Regions from separate parts of the Mus musculus genome. Here region 2 is linked to region 1. The links are chromatin loops, found by intact Hi-C in ENCODE. Cell type or tissue: heart. All regions are shown on one strand. Each heading gives the region's core, and the rest is flanking DNA. Links, peaks and the distances in the headings are about the cores only.

Evidence for each region. Peaks named below come from ENCODE experiments on the same cell type or tissue, not always from the same donor. Only the 100,000 strongest peaks of a DNase experiment are listed, where the experiment ranks them.
Region 2: a loop joins it to region 1, with 8 times the contacts of the local background. A loop is called at or near these places in 7 of 42 quality-filtered maps.

The regions. Positions count from the first base shown.
Region 1 is chr6:128,313,490-128,321,819 of GRCm38, reverse strand. It overlaps Tulp3 (tubby-like protein 3), which reads left to right. Exons shown (of 11, transcript NM_011657.2): 11 at 1-659. It also overlaps the pseudogene Rpl18-ps2. Among named protein-coding and RNA genes, the nearest start is that of Tead4, 17 kb to the right of the region's middle. In heart, for the core only: a CTCF peak has its summit at 3,271 (motif pointing left); no DNase peak of the experiment used is centred there.
Region 2 is chr6:128,475,171-128,483,500 of GRCm38, reverse strand. The region is part of intron 2 of Gm10069 (predicted gene 10069); the gene reads right to left. Among named protein-coding and RNA genes, the nearest start is that of Gm10069, 41 kb to the right of the region's middle. In heart, for the core only: no CTCF peak of the experiment used is centred there; a DNase peak (open chromatin) is centred at 3,550; H3K4me3 peaks cover 794 bases.

The DNA.
Region 1 (8,330 bases), core at 85-8,084:
TCACCTCGCCGACACTCCACAGGCTTTGCCTGTCAGCTTTGTCCTCCAGCCTCGAAACCTGGCCCACACCAGTGGAGACACTGCCCTGCATGCTGAGTCTTTGAGATCTTGAACATCTCGAACATCTCCCAGCGAATCATGACAAATTCCTCAAGGTCCCCAGCCTACAGTGTACCTGAACTTAAGAATTCAAAAACTTTGGGTCTACATTCAGTGGTCCCCCACTCTCAAACTGGCAACTGCTCCGTGGTTTTTCCTGTATGGAGGAGGTCCCTGCATCCCTGCATCCTGTTGCTCCATGCTCACAGCTGTGTGACGACTACAGCGTGAGATCTGGGAGGTGAGACCTGTGCTAAGGCCAGTGTCTTGCCTGTCCCTTCAGATGTCACTGTCTCTGCCTCTGGCAGGCGTCCCATCAAGTGCCTTGTTCATAAATGTGCTCTGAAACCTGACACACCTCTGCTTTCCCAGACGAGCCACCTTTGTTGAGTGAAAACTGCTCTCTGTCTCCACTTGAAGGGGGTGGGGCTATGACTTTCTGCCCAGCCTAGAGAGCTGTATACTCCCATTTCATGGACTCTGCTTGAGTGTGCAGGTTTTACATGAATTCTATTTATACCTTTTGTATGCCACATAAATAAAGATAATTTATATAAAGATGTCGCTTTCCCAGAATACCATCCCTTGGGTTTCTCCTGTTGTGTTCTTTAAGCTCTTTGAGCCAAGTAGCAGCAGAATTGGGTCTTTGGGGTGGAGGTGGGGGCACCACAGACTAAGAACCCAGTTTAGGAGGCAGCATAAAAGTGTCATACTCACGATCTTGGAGCTCTGCATGAATTGTGGAACTCAGCAGACTGCACTAGGGGCCCAGGATGGCCAGGCCAAATCATCTTGGACACTGGTCAGCCTCCTGGATCTAACAGTAAAACTGTGTGTGTGTGTGTGTGTGTGTGTGTGTGTGTGTGTGTTAGGATCTTGTGGCTATTCAAGGCTATACTGGAAAGCAGCCCAGGCTGCCTTTGAACTCACACCCCTCCTACCTCAGCCTCTAGCACTGAGACTAAGAGCTCTGTGCACATGTAATGGACTGTGTCACCTGATATTGATACGTGGAGAGAAAGTCTGCACTCACAGACCTTTCTAAGCTTTTACTCCTTGTTCTGGCTGGTTTTGTGTGTCAACTTGACACAAGCTAAAGTTATCACAGAGAAAGGAGCTTCAGTTGGGGAAATGCCTCCATGAGATCCATCTGTGGGGCATTTTCTCAATTAGTGATCAAGGGGGAAGGGCCCCTTGTGGGTGGTACCATCCCTGGGCTGGTAGTCTTGGGTTCTATAAGAACAAGCCAGGGGAAGCAAGCCAGTAAAGAATATCCCTCCATGGCCTCTGCATCAGCTCCTGCTTCCTGACCTGCTTGAGTTCCAGTCCTGACTTCCTTGGTAATGAACAGCAGTATGGAAGTGTAAACTGAATAAACCCTTTCCTCCCCAACTTGCTTCTTGGTCGTGTGTTTGTGCAGGAATAGAAACTCTGACTAAGATACTCCTGTTAGCAATAAAGACAAAAAAAAAAAAAAAAAAATCAAAAGCCCCAGCTGAGAATTTAGTTCCTAATAGCCTGATTTTTTCTTTTGCATAATTTTATATGACTAAAATTGTATTATGACCTTTGGGTTGTTGTTTGGTTGGTTTTTTTTGGGGGGGGTGTGGAGGCAGGTCTCAGTAATTTTTTCTGTATGGGTTGTTTTGTTTTTTTTTTTCCTGCACGTGTTGTGCACATGTGTGTCTGGTGCCCACAGAGAAGGTAACAGGGCATTGACTCTGCTTTACCTGGAGTTCCAGGTGGTTATATGCTATTGTGTGAGCACCAAGAATTGAACCCTGGTTCTCTGGAAGAAGAGCAAATGACCACTGAGCCATCTGTCCAGCCTCTGCCTCAAGTGCTGAGGTCCAAATCCTTTTGTAACGTTTTACCCTACATTCCGTGATAGAGACTTTCCTCTTCTGGTGCTGGGGATGGAGCCCAGGGCCTCGCACATGCTCAGTCGCACTCTTAGCCCCATTTTAAAGCAAGTCACTGAGCATGGTGACGTGCCTGCCGTTCCAGGCTTGGGCTGCTGAGTGAGGAGGCTCTCGAATTTGAGACCAGCTTGGGCTACGTAGTGAGGCGCTGTATGAATTTTTCTTCCTTTTTAAAGACAAGGTCTTTATATGGCATACAACTAGTCCTAGCTGGCTTGAAACTCACTGTATAGACTAGGCTGGTCCTGAACTCAGAGATCCTGCGACACTGCCTCTTGAGTGCTGGAATCAGAGGTGTGCCCCACTGTGTTCAGCCTCTGATTTTTTTTAAAGATAAAGTTTCATGTTGCCCTAGGCTAGCCTGTATCTATGTAGTTGAGGAAATACCTGACAAGTAACCCGTTTTGTAGGTGGCTGTGTTGTGTGCACATGTGCATGTGTGTGAAGGTACACATGCATGTGGAGACCCGGGGTTAACCTCAAGGGTCACCCTTAGGTGATCTTCTCATTTTCTGAGAAAACGTCTCTGTCCTGAGGTTAGGCTAGGCTGGGTGGTCAGTTGTACCAAGGACTAAGCTGGCTGGCTGTTATCACCAGGGATTAGCCTGTCTTTCTCCCAGAGCTGGGATTGCAAATTTCAAACCAGACTGGACAGGTCTTCGTGAGTTTGAGGCCAGCCTGATCTGTATAATAATAAGTTCTAAAACAGCCTGAGCAACGTACAGAGACTCTGACTTGAAAACAAAGAAGCCGGGCAGTGGTGGCGCACACCTTTAATCCCAGCACTTGGGAGGCAGAGGCAGGCAGATTTCTGAGTTTGAGGCCAGCCTGGTCTACAGAAAAAACCCCAAAAACCAAACAAAGAAAACAGGCATTTTCATGCTTGCATGGGTAAATACTTTTATCAACTGAGCCACCCTCTGGTCCCTGTGCCCGAAAATAAGTGTCTATTCTACTAATTATGTCACAGATTAGGTTGACACTTGCCATGTAATTTTCTAAGGGTGCAGAGACATCTTGGTTCACAGAGGGAACACTGGAACTCCTTGTCCCCAGACTGGTTCCTTCAGAAAGAATGGCCTTTTTTTGGTTTGCTGTTAATTTTTTTTTAATCCTCAGTATTGAAGAGCAACAAGGTACCCCCACATGCTTGTAATGCCAGCACTCCTAGCCGAGGCCAGAAACCTTTAATGCAGATCTGGTCTACACAGCCAAACTAATAAGACTTCGGAGAGTAAGATGTGTTTGGCGCCACCCTGTGGACAATAATTTGCATTACAAGTTCTTAGGACCTATATTACAATTCTCTCAAGGTATGAAAACTCTAGTGTGGTGGTTTGTGTATGCTCGGCCCAGGGAGTGGCACTATTTGGAGGTGTGGCCTTGTTGGAGTAGGTGTGTCACTGTGTGTATGGGCTTTAAAACTCTTGCCTAGCATCCTGGAAGCAAGTCTTCCACTACCAGCCTTCAGATGAAATCTCAGCTCCTCCTGCACCATGCCTGCCTGGATGCTGCCAAGCTCTCGCCTTGATGATACTGAACTGAACCTCTGAACCTGTAAGCCAGCCCCAATTAAATGTTGTCCTTATAAGAGTTGCCTTGGTCGTGGTGTCTCTTCACAGCAGTAAAACCCTAACTAAGACAACTAGCTAAAAAAAATTGTGTGTGTGTGAAACACATACACACACACACACACACACACACACACACACACACACACACACACACACACGGAGGGGGTGGGGGAGGGGAGGGATTGAGTCTTGGTAGGCAAGCTTTCTCCACTAAGCTACATTCCCCATTCTGGCTCGGAGAGATGGCTCAGAGGCCGAGTCTAACCTCTAGCACTTACGTGATAGCTCACAACCATCTGTAACTCCAGTTCCAGGGATCAACCCCCTCTTCTGACTTAAGCAGTCACCAGGAACACACATGGTGAACAGGCAAATTGACGAACCAGCCTGCCTCCATCTTAGGCTTAAAAGCCATCTTATAGTAAAGACGAACAAGGCTCATGTCGGTTTGTGATTAAACCTGTTTCTCAAGGATTGGGCTATGTCCCACCTGTGACCTTAACTACAAATGGTTTTGTACTACCTGTCCCAGGACACAGTAACCATGTCTTTGTTTCAATATATATAACCAATTTACAACCCAATTTGTTTGGAAAGGTTGTTATGACTGCCTTGCAACATCCCCTTGCCACCATGGCTGTTTCAGATGGTCATCATGACTAAGTTGCCCTGCTCTGCTCTGCTCTGCTCCCATAACCCATAACTTGCCTATTTTGCCTGCCAAGTCCCCCATTTGGAAACCCCTACCCCTGATCTATAAAGACCACATCCAATGCTGATGTCTGGAATTCTGCCTTAGGGGGAAGCAACCTGTGTACACCAATAGAAACGTTTTCTTTGATTACTTACTTGCTTTAATTAAAGAATTTGGCCGTGATTTGTGTCCGTGGTCTTTCTCCTCGAATTTTTGGGATTAAAATATATGCAGGCAAAACACCCATACACCATCTTTTGTTTTGCATTTCAAGACAGGGTTTCTCTGTGTCGCCCTGGCTGTCCTAGAACTCGATCTGGAGACCAGGCTGGTCTCAAACTCGGAGATAACCCTGTCTCTGCTCCTGAGTGCTGGGATTAAAGGCGTGCAACCACTACTTCCTGCCTTTACACACCTTTTCTTAAAAATTATATCTTATGCCAGACATGGTGGTGCAAGGCTTTAATCCCAATACTTGGGAACCAGAGACAGGGTTATCTCCGAACTCATAGCTCTGTGAGTTCAAGGCTAACTTGGTCTAAATAGTGAGTCCAGGACACAAACAGTACTACATAGAAAGACTCTATTACAAAACACACACACTGAGAGAGACTGAGAAAGAGAGAGAGAGAGAGAGAGAGAGAGAGAGAGAGAGAGAGAGAGAGAGAGGGAGAGAAAGTAAATGATCTTTATACAAAAGAAAATTATCATGGATGCATCTGGGTAACTGTGAGTCCTGACCCTACCTCCCATGTGCCCATTTAAAATGTTTAAGATTCTCTACTTTCAATCCAAGAAAAGCAGCCCTGACCTTAACTGACAATTTTACTGTTTCATCTCACTAATCTCACTATGGAACCCTGGCTGGTCAGGAACTCACTATGCAGACCAGGCTGGACACAACTCATGAAGATATTCCTGCCTCTGCCTCTTGCGTTCTGGGTTTTAAAAGTATGTACCACCAGACGTGGTGGCACACGCCTTTAATCCCAGGATTTGGGAGGCAGAGGCAGGTGGATTTCTGAGTTCGAGGCCAGCCTGGTCTACAAAGTGAGTTGACAGCCAGGGCTATACAGAGAAACTCTGTCTCAGAGAAAAAAAAAAAAAAGTATGTACCACCATGCCCAGTTTAATGGACATTAAAAAACAAACAAACACACACTTTTAAAGCATGTGACCCAGGACATGGTGTCCAGCTCAGCCCCAGGCTCCTTCCATGCTGCCTTCCCACACAGCAGGCCTGGGCAGGAAAACTGGCAGGTACAGAGGAGACTGGTTTTGTTTTCTTTTTAAAATCCGTGGTGTTGGGGTAGAACCCAGTGCCTCTGAAGTGGAAGGCAGGTGCCCTTCAACTACACTACATCCCCAGGTCCTTGGCACCTGGGTTTGGGATTTCTACCTTTTGGTTAGGTGGGCTCTATCACTTCTAGGCTAGAGGGTCAGAGAGCAAATGACAGGAGGGGGAGGGAGGCAAACTCACCTCCAGCCCAGGAAGCAGAAGAGAGGGGAGTGAGCCAGGTCCTCCATCCGCCCTGGAAGGTGTACCCCCAATGGTCTAAGGGTCTCCCATCAGACTCCACCTCCTTACTCACCTCCTTACTCACCTCCTGATTGCCCAAGCTGGAGTTAGCCTTTCTATACAAGGCTCTTTGAGCACCCGTCAGCATCTGAATTGTAGCGGTGCATGGGAGTCTGCCTGGCCTGTGACCGCCTCTTAGACTCATCTGTAGTTTACAGAGTTCCCGGAGACTCGGGACAATCTGCATACTCACATGAGTCCCGTGATCCTCCAGCACTTCTAGAATGATGATTAGCCGGCAGTTCTACTTGTAAGCTGGGAGCAAGAAGGCTAGTTTGAAGAGGGAATAAGAGAGCTGGCAAAAAAAAAAAAAAAAAAAAAAAAAAAAAAAAAAAAAAAAAAAAAAAAAAGAGCGGGAATTCGATGCTGTTAAAGGTGAGGGCTGGAGCCGGGCGTGGTGGCACACGCCTTTAATCCCAGCACTCGGGAGGCAGAGGCAGGCAGATTTCTGAGTTCGAGGCCAGCCTGGTCTACAAAGTGAGCTCCAGGATAGAAACCCTGTCTCAAAAAAAAAAAAAAAAAAAAAAGGTGAGGGCTGGCTAGATGGCTCAGCAGGTAAGGGGGCTTGCGGCCAAGCCTAACACCCCCAAGTCTGATCCCTGGGCCAGTTCCCAGCGGTTGTCCTCTGATGGCCATCGGCACAAAAGAAAACAAAATGGTAAATTGTTAACTGTTGCCTGGTTTTCCTTTTGGATTATTTTACATTATGCTAAACCGGGTATGTTAGGTATTAAGAAAGTGTCTTGGTCACCTTTTCTGTTGCACCAATAAAATGCCCAGATAAAGCCATTTAACGGGAAAGGATCTACTTTGGCTTTCAGTTTGGGGTACTGATCACCATGGTGAGGAGTCTTGGAGTCAGGAGCCATGGAAGCTGGTCCCACCTCATCTGCAGAGCTTAGCTATTAACATCCCAGTTAGGGCGTGCCCCACCCCACCCACTCTCCATAATTCTTCCCAGACACGCCTAGAGGCTGACCCACTTCAGATGATCCCTGGCAGGCATGGCTAGTGGCTCATCTCTTTGGTGACTCTAGTAAACATGACGAACAGGTACATAAAGTTGATAGAAATGATATTTGAAAATGATGCAGGGGCTGGTGAGATGGCTCAGTGGGTAAGAGCACCCGACTGCTCTTCCGAAGGTCCAGAGTTCAAATCCCAGCAACCACATGGTGGCTCACAACCATCTGTAACAAGATCTGACTCCCTCTTCTGGAGTGTCTGAAGACAGCTACAGTGTACTTACATATAATAAATAAATACATTAAAAAAAAAAAAAAGAAAATGATACAAAGTCTACTCCTACCTGCCTTTTTCCAGTTAATCGTTTCCAGGCTTCTCTTTAGCCTATATCTTTTAGTTGTGTAAAAATGAAAATATGTCTGGAATTTTCTACCCTTTGTGCTCCAAAGGTAGCAGCATGGTGTATACTTGACTTTGTGGCTTGCTTATTCCCTGGGTATATTTTCTTTTCTTTTTTTCTTTCTTTCTGTTTGTTTGTTTGTTTGTTTGTTTGTTTTTCAAGACAGGGCTTCTCTGTGTAGCCCTGGCTGTCCTGCCTCTGCCTCCCAAGTGCTGGGATTAAAGGTGAGCGCCACCACTACCTGACGGTATATCTTCATATCAGCAGATATAGTTCTGCTAGGCTTGCTGGCTCAAGCTGTTTCTCTAACACTGGGAAGACTGAGGCAGGACACTCATGAGTTTACTGCTCAGGCTACAAAGGGAGAGCCTGTCTTGAAATTTAAAAAAAAAAAAAAAAAAAAAGTTCTTTCTTATACTGTGTAGGCAACATACTGATCTAGAAAGGGGGATATTATATACAGTTTCTGGTTTTATTTTCCTTAGGTTTTTCTTTCCCTTTTAACCCAATTTATTTATTTACATACTCATTATGGTTTTCTTTTCTCTTTCTCTTTCTCCTTCTCTTTCTCCTTCTCTTTCTCTTTCACTTTCTTTCTCTTTTTCTTTTTTTCTTTTTTCTTTTTTCCAATGCTTTTTTTTATTAACAGTTAAGATCCAGGGTTAGTTTTTGTAGCCTCTGCTGGCCCTTCGGCCTCTGGCGCGCTCAAACTTCCGGCCCTTGGAACGGACATAGGGTTTGGTATGGCTGTGTGGGGTTCCTGGGGCCTTGCCAAAATGTCGGTATACCTCTCGGCCCTTCCGAGGACCAGACAGGAGCACAGTGCCCCGGCCCTTGGGAGACTCCAGGGCCAGCTGGTCAAAGGTGAGGATCTTACCCCCAGCCTTGAGGATGCGACTCCGGGCCCGGCTGCTCACCCGCAGTGCACACACCTTCAGCTTGGGAACTTCCAGAATCCGCACATCATCTGTGACCGTCCCCACAACCACAGCAGTCTTGTTCTCGCGGCCAGGAAGCTTCATCTTTCGGATCATGCGGGACAGGGACAGAGGTGGCCGGTTGGTTCGGCTCATGAACAACCTCTTCAACACAACCT
Region 2 (8,330 bases), core at 54-8,053, 160 kb before region 1:
CTGTGGCACTTTTAACAATACCTAACGAAGTTGTAAAAAGAGAGACACTGGGCTGGAGAGGTGGCTCAGTGGTTAAGAGCACCAACTGCTCTTCCAGAGGTCCTGAGTTCAATTCCCAGCAACCACATGGTGGCTCACAACCATCTGTAGTGGGGTCTGGTGCCCTTTTCTGGCATGTCTGATAACAGCTACAGTGTATTCATATACATAAAATAAATAAATCTTTAAAAAGAGAGAGAGAGACTGGGAAATTTAAAAAAAAAAAACAAAAAACAAAAAAAACTGTTTGTTAGCCCGAAAGGACATGGAGAAAATGAACCTCGGTTTTCTAATATTGGAAAATGGCCCCAATGCTCATCAATAAGGCCATTGGTGGTCACACAAACTGTGACATGATCATACCAGGGCACTGTTGCACAATATTAGATGGTGCACACAATCTATAATCTCACCTACCTACGGTTGTTTTTCAATAAACTAAAAAAGTTCCAGATGAATAAAGAAAGAGATGGTGTCAGAAGTGAGGGTGACACAGTTGGTTTTTTTCTTTTCCAATTCACTCTTAAAACTGTTTCTAACTTTAATGTATAATTTCACTTGATGTATCTCATGAGAACACTTAAAATGCTTACAAATGAAAACAACCAACAGAACTGTGGTGATTTGTATATGCTTGGCCCAGGGAATGGCACTATTTGGAGGTGTGGCCTTGTTGGAGCAGGTGTGGGCCGTAGGTGTGGACTTTAAGACCCTCATCTTAGCTGCCAGTCTTCTCCTAGCAGCCTTCAGATGAAGATGTAGAACTCTCAGCTCCCCCTGCACCATGCCTGCCTTGATGCTGCTGTGTTCCCACCTTAATGATAATAGACTGAACCTCTGAACCTGTAAGCCAACCCCAATTAAATATTGTCCTTATAAGAGTTGCCTTGGTCATGGTGTCTGTTCACAGCAGTAAAACCCTAACTAAGACTAGAACTTTATTTTATTTACATATTTTCATGCTGAATGCGTTCCCATGTCAGAAGTTTTTGTTGCTTTGGTTGCTTCTAGAATATCTTTTCTTCTGAACAGCCTTGTCTTCCGTCTTTGGAACAGCTTGTTTGTTTTCAGTGTGGACTGTCTCCGTGTAGCGAGGCAGGGGAGCTCACTGGTGGGCTAATGGCCATCCTGGATGCTTTGTTCAGCTGGATGTTTAATGATAAAAGAATCTACACCCAAGCCCTCACGCTGAACTTTTGGTTCTCAGGCATCTTGTCTCGTTACTGTTCACTCCCAGAAGTTACTGCCTGCCTCTCAGGGAACATCATGCATAGCTACTCAGCCTGAGGCTTGGATAGACACTTAACCAGCGTGGGTTACAAAGTCCCACAGACGGACAGCAGGAACATGCAGAGACATTTCTGAGTGGGTCTGCTCATCCTCTGACATGCCACAAAGTTGTAAGCGTCAGACGAGCTCATGATTCGTGAGCTCAGCCTGACCTGAGAATGGAAATCAAGACATGAAAATTTCTAAATGCGTTTTAAGCTCTGGTGTGTAGATCAGGCACTTCCTTCACAATGCGACAGGGCACCAAGCACAAACCATAGATCTACAAATTGATTCAGGAACAGTCTGATGAAGTCACATCTCCAAGCATCAGATAACCAGAGACTTTGGTGGTGCCCTGCTGCCATCTAACCCAGCCTAGTCCAGAATTGCTTCTCCCTTTGTATCATATCTATACTGTAACGACATTTGAAACCTGCTTGGGTGGTATCAACTCAGGTCGTAGACAGCTGAATCACATCAATTTGCCCAATCCTGACTTTCTCATTTAGAGACTGTTCTGGAGAGTTCCACAATTGCGGTGTTTTTCTAAGAGAATCTGGGTGGTGCTCTAGGGCCCCACACAGTGACTGGAAGCTGAGGAACTATAGCCAGACCTCAGGTGGAAAGTGGGTCCTGCTTTAGCCTGGGCGTGCTTTGCCATCATGAGGACCCTGTTAGCAGAAGAGTGGGATACTCAGATGACAACTGACAGAGAAGGGTACACCCTAAGACCCCTCCTTTCTCCACTCCCTGTGGCCTTGGAGGAGCCTGAAGGAGGAGCAGTGCATACAGAAACCAGGAGAGAGGCTGTGTACTGTATCCGAGAATCTTGGAGTGGGTAACGGGCAGTACTGCCTTCAAATCATGGACACCTGAGAGCTAGGAAGAAATGAATCCCATTGTGGTCTGGGAAGAGATTCGGATGTCGGTGTCAGGCTTGCCACACTTCATGGTCTTCAGAAGCCAAGCTGAGTCCCAGGCACATGCTGGCCTCAAGAATGCCTTTTCGTAACAGTTATCAGCTGTCACCTCCCATCTCGAACTGAGGGTACAGAGTGTGGCACGGCAAAGTTCATTCCAGATCCTCTGTGTTCACAAACTGACATGTCAACTTTTCCGTGCTGTTCAGTGTCTGAAAACAAGCTGACTCAGTGGAGTCCCCTACAGAGAGCGGACCACAGAGGAAACCTGTTCAAATGCCCTACAGTACTTGTCTGAGCCAACATAAAGAAGGCAAGTACTGAAAATAAAGATAATTATTGCCTTCAAATCCCAGACAGCTCTGCGACAAGGCTGGGAGTACGTCCCCACCATGGTGCCATATTTGACTATGCCATCTTTGAGATCCCACTTGGGAGACCACAGTGCCTAGGGTGATCCAGGCCAGTCTCATCCAGGCTCTATTTACACAGCTGCCTCCTTCCGCAGATCTCTCTTCTCTGCTGTGAAGTCTGATAAATCAGAGACAGTCTCTCTAATAAAGACAAACCCAATAGTTCAACAGCTACTAGGGGCCTGCATGTCTAAAGGAGAGTGGGAGGTGGGGGGGAAGAAGAGGACATGGTCACCAGCATGTGTTGCCACAGCCAGTGACAAAGGCTCTTCTTTTTTGCTCTTTTTTTTTTTTAAAGATTCATTTTATTTATATGAGTACACTGTAGAAGAGGGCATCGGATCTCATTACAGATGGTTGTGAGCCACCATGTGGTTGCTGGGAATTGAACTCAGGACCTTTGAAAGAGCAGTCAGTGCCCTTAACTGCTGAGCCATCTCTCCAGCCCCGACAAAGGCTCTTCTGTCCTGCAGTTGCTAGGACAACTAGCCTCTGCCATTGAGTTTCCATTTAAAGGGATGATGGGTTCACTGGTGTCTGTCATGCAGGATGCCAGAAACACACAGCAGGAGTCTGCTCCTCCTGGCACCGTGCAGTGCTAGCCCTCGTGGGCATTGGCCCGCTGCGGCCCGCTGTGGCCCGCTGTAAGCCTTGCCATCCCTGGAGCCCTGCAGACCTGTAGATAAGACGGGGGCTAAAACTTTGAGGAGACCCTTCCTCACACCGTGTCCCATCGTTTGCCTGTCTGCTGGGGGGGAGGGGCTGGGGAGGGGTGGTTCCTGAAGGAACCGCAAACCAAGAAACGTCCTCCCAGGTGCACCCCTGCTGTGGGCCTTTCCTGTCATCCACGCGGGCAGCCAGCAGGGGGGGCAAGAGCCATTCTGTTTTCCTATCCCTGACTCCCTCCCCCTCGACCTAGAGGAAATCAGCCGCAAGGGGGAGCTAGAGGGAGACGGCTGTCCTCAGCACAGAGTCTTTGCAGGAGATTCAATTCATATCGGAAACACAGAGCCCTGACAAATTTATAATAGACCAGTTCCTTCCTCCTTCCCTGACTTCTCAGCCCGGAGCTGATCTTCATTTCACCGAATGTCTAGATTATCTCACTTTCTCCTTAAGGAAGCTGGTAGTGGGAGAGAGGGAGGGAGGAAGAGGGGGGTCAGGGGCAGGAGGAAGACCTACTCTCTGGAATTCGTTGCAAAAAATGTGAATGAAAGCCGGGCGTGGTGGCACACGCCTTTAATCCCAGCACAGTGGGAGAGAGGGAGGGAGGAAGAGGGGGAGGCAGAGGCAGGAGGATTTCTGAGTTCGAGGACTGCCTGGTCTACAAAGTGAGTTCCAGGACAGCCAGGGCTATACAGAGAAACCCTGTCTCGAAAAACAAAAACAAACAAACAAAAAAAAAAAAAGTGTGAATGACGCTTAAGGATGAAGAGGGAGGTTTCAATTTGATAGCTGTAGCGGTACGTAGGGTGCTGGGGCATTCCCCGGGATCTTCTCTCTGTATTCATGCGTTTGTTTAAAATGTCTTTGCTAGAATTAAAAAGCAGTAACCCAAGTCCTCAGGACCCGGTGAAGTATTGTCTGTGCTGAGGTACCATGGATGCAGGCTACAGCTTCAAATAAAACCTCCAGTGAACGAGCTCTGTAGCATTAAACAAGACGTCTTTTTCAGTACCCAGTCCCTCCTCTGCCCTGCTTTAAACCCTCTAACCTACACTCCGGGCAAAAATGGGTGAGAATCACGTTAGTATGTGGCTGCTTCAGTTACATGCATGGGCTGGGGGGGGTGGGGGGGGGCAGGGGGCTTGGTACACTGATGGTGTGCAAAGGAAGGGACAGTCACTGAAGACTCTGCCTCTCACCTGAGACAGGACAGTGGCGACCCAAAGTCAAGGAGAGATTCTCAGACATGACTTGAAGAAAGACTTCCCCCTTCCCCACCCCAGAAATCACTACTCAGCCACCCTCTGCTTCAGCTGGGTGAAGACCCTGGGAATTTCCTGTCACCCTGAAGCCTCAAGTGGAGTCACCTGAGGCCAGTGAGTCCGATGGCCTAGGCCCCTCAACTGTCCACCACCCATTGGCCAATTACACAGTTTTGTATCTGACTTTGTTTTTACGGTTTTTATTTGTCTGTTTGTTTTTGTATTCTTTGTTCTAAACACGATTCCTCCAAATTGAGTTAGCATCACTTCCTCAAAACACTACTGTTTAGCTTTAGGGTGGGAAAGGAAAAGAGGTTCAACCAGTGTTTTAACAGCAGCAACAGGGCCTCAGGTGGCACAGCGGGGTCTCTGAGGTACCTCAAAGCAAGCAGAGCAGGGTGTCTGCTGTTTAAGGTTTCAGACAGAAGGGAAGAAAAGTAGGCTTAGTTAATATGTGGCCTATGCTGCATGGCCAAGGTAGGGGAATAGGTCATACTTGGGTTAAATGACAGGGGTCGTCGATCTGTCTGGGTAAGGGGGTGAGGCCTAGTTAATGTGTGAGCCATTTCCGGGACAGTAGTCAGGCAGATCCTGCCACTCATCCCTGTGTAGCGGGGTGGGGGAACCTCCGTGTGTCCTTGCTCTCTTTGTAATCTTCTCTGCTTATGGCCTGGTAAACTGGAAGACTTGGGGTCTCAAGTCAGGAAGCAGTCGGCTTCCGGCTGAATTAGGGCGTCATTGGGTTAGAAGGTCTCCTTGTTTGGTAGTGGGTAGTCAGGAGACAGTCCTTGGGTCAGAGACACCATGGTATTTGAATTCCCGTACCAGGAGGACACAGGGGGACATTGTCAACTTGTGAAACCATTTGGAGTTGGATTTGTTGAATTCTGGAATAAATGAACAAGGATAATTACAGGAGTTACCAACTAAACCGGCACATCAACGGAAGCAGCAGGAAGCAACACCCAAGACTTTACTCAGCTTCCAAAAAGATACATTTGTTACTCTGTTGGACTTTTTCTGATTTGTTCAAAACAAGGAGGCAGGCTGCTTCTGAGATGGGTTAGAGGAGTTCATGGGAAGGCAAAAAAAGAGTAAAGGTCGTTTTTTAGTAGGGTTTTCAACATTGTCTGTAAAGTTAATCTCTATCAGAAACAAAGAAGCTTTTGAGTTCACACCAGGAAATCAGATTAGTCGGGATTAGCAGTTGGAGTCTTGAGTGACCTACACCAACAGGCAGAGGACCAGAAAAACTAGTTTCCTGCAGTCCTCTGTAAGGAGTTTGCCAAAGCTCAACGTCATTGTTATTCCCCAGAAGTTACTGAAAACAAGCTCTTAACGATGGTGAGGTGGCTCAGCAGGTTAAGAGCACTGCTCTTCCAGAGGTCCTGAGTTCAATTCCCAGCAACCACATGGTGGCTCACACCCATCTGTAGTGGGATCCCGTGCACTCTTCTGGTGTGTGAGGACAGTTACAGTGTACTCATTATAAATGAAATAGATACATCTTTAAATCTGTATCCAGTGAAAAGAAAACAAGCTCTGACTTAGGGAAAGAGGCCGGGAGGGATCTGGGCAAAGGGAGCTGGGAGGAGTGGGGTGGGGGGGGGGGTGTTCAGGATGTACTGTATAAGAGAAGACTATTCTCAACAGAGAGAGGGGGGCTGTAAATATTTTCATGTGAGACTTGCTGTAGTGTGGACAGCTGTGATGGGTGAATCGGCCATCTGTGCCTACCAGTTACACTGTGGCTGTAGCAACATTTTTATTCTCTGTATAACAGCCAGGAAAAAAAAAAAAGCTTTATAAATAAAATCTGGACATGTTGGGCCTCTTTTTTTAAAAAAAATGTAAAGGCCAGTTGAACACAAGCTCACTCATCTCTGCCTGTTTCGTGGTCCCAGCGACACAGCTGCCTCTAGGAATTCCCCACTGCCATCACCACCATGAAGCACTGGGTCCCTTCAAACCGTGAGCCAAAACAGACCTCTCCTCCACTCTATCAAAGCCAGAAGAAAAGCAACACTTTGGGAAATGAAAAATAATAATATACCTGAGGAAACACCCCATGTACCGTTGGGTTAGGGAAAAAAAAGTCATTCCACACTATTACCTTGGGAAAGACACCTATTTGCAGCTGCCCCCACAGAACCCCTGAGACCACATAACTCACACCCAACTCAGCAAAGCACTGTCCACCAGATCTAAGTATGCATAGCCTGCTAAATGCTAGACAGAGACACAGGAAAGACAGGACACATCTGGAGCCAGAGAGCCTCGTGTGAGGACGGTTGCCAGGGTGTAACCTCTCCTGCCCTCGGGACCCCAAGGACTGTGGTGCTGCTGCCACTCACTAGGAAACGCTCCATGTTTTGTCCAGAGCTTCTTGTAGAACAACCCTCCACTAAGCTCCCCCAGGGAGGAGGAGTACTTAAAAATGGAAAATACTGTAGAAGCTTAATTTCCTCAACTGGATAAAGGTTCATGCTCAGGTTGGGATCCCTGAGATACCTGGCCCTGTGTATGTATGTGTGTATACATATATGAATATGTATATATATACATGTGTGTGTATGTGTGTGTGTGTGTGTGTGTGTGTGTGTGTGTGTGTGTGTACGTGTATATTTCACCTCCCTCACATGCGGTCTTTGTGCACAACCAGCACAGGGTTGAGCAACACCCCAAACTAAGGGACCAGGCATATAAGCACTGAAGACCAGGGGCCTGACCGCTCCCTCAGGGCTCCAGATCCAGGAGATGGACCGAACTTTAGAAGTGTGTTCTGCCTCGATAACGAGAAGCACCACACGCATGGTTTTCCATCCTGGGGTCCATGCTGGCACTATAAACACGTGGGAAAGAAAGGAGTTGGTGACTGTGGGGGTGGTGGCCTTATCGACAGCAATCAGGGATCCACAGGGCCAATCTCTGCTGAGGATAGGCTGATGTGAGGAGGCTGATATGAGGCTGTAGGGCTCCTTTCCTCCTGGGTCGCTCACCTTTCCCTGAGCCCGTAGTTACGGTTTTGAGCTTTCCCAGGGCACAGAGTTTTTCTGATCGCTCTTGTAATTTTTTCTTCTTCATACAGATGGGAAATGAGGGAGCCATGCTAAAACTCCAAGTACTTAGGGGGACCTGGGTGACCCCTGGAGCCTAGAGGTGGTGTCAATGAAGCTCAATGGGAGCGAGCACAGCAAGACAACCATCCCTCCATCAGCCACGCCCTCTTAGGGATCTTATCAGTCTTGTGGCTGCTACGGCTGATTTTCAACCTACATAGGGACAGTGGCCTCCTCTCTCCCTCCCTCCCCCTCTCTCTCTCTCTCTCTCTCTCTCTCTCTCTCTCTCTCTCTCACATGATGTGTAAAGGTAACACCCTGAGGACCTGAATTCAGGGGTGGGACTGTGAGACCCCGACTTAGAGCGTTTCTCCCTGGAAGGTAAAGCCCCTGGACGTTCCCCAAGCTTGTTTCCCCTGATCTCTAAAAATACAGCCAGAAAGAAGCTCTTTGTTCTCTATAGCCAGCAAAGAGCCTTTTTGTTTCTATACTTTACAACCAGAGATGCCTGCCTTCCTGTGCCGAGGACACAGAGATAAAAATTCAGAAAGAACTCACTCCCCACTCCTACCTTGTAAAGTTCACCAAGGACACCCGGAAGAGAAGAACTCTCCTCCCAACTCCTCCCAATTCCTCAGCTAGCTGTTAAAAGTCCCCTACTGTCACCGCTTGGGGTCGAACTCCCCTGCACTGCAGAGG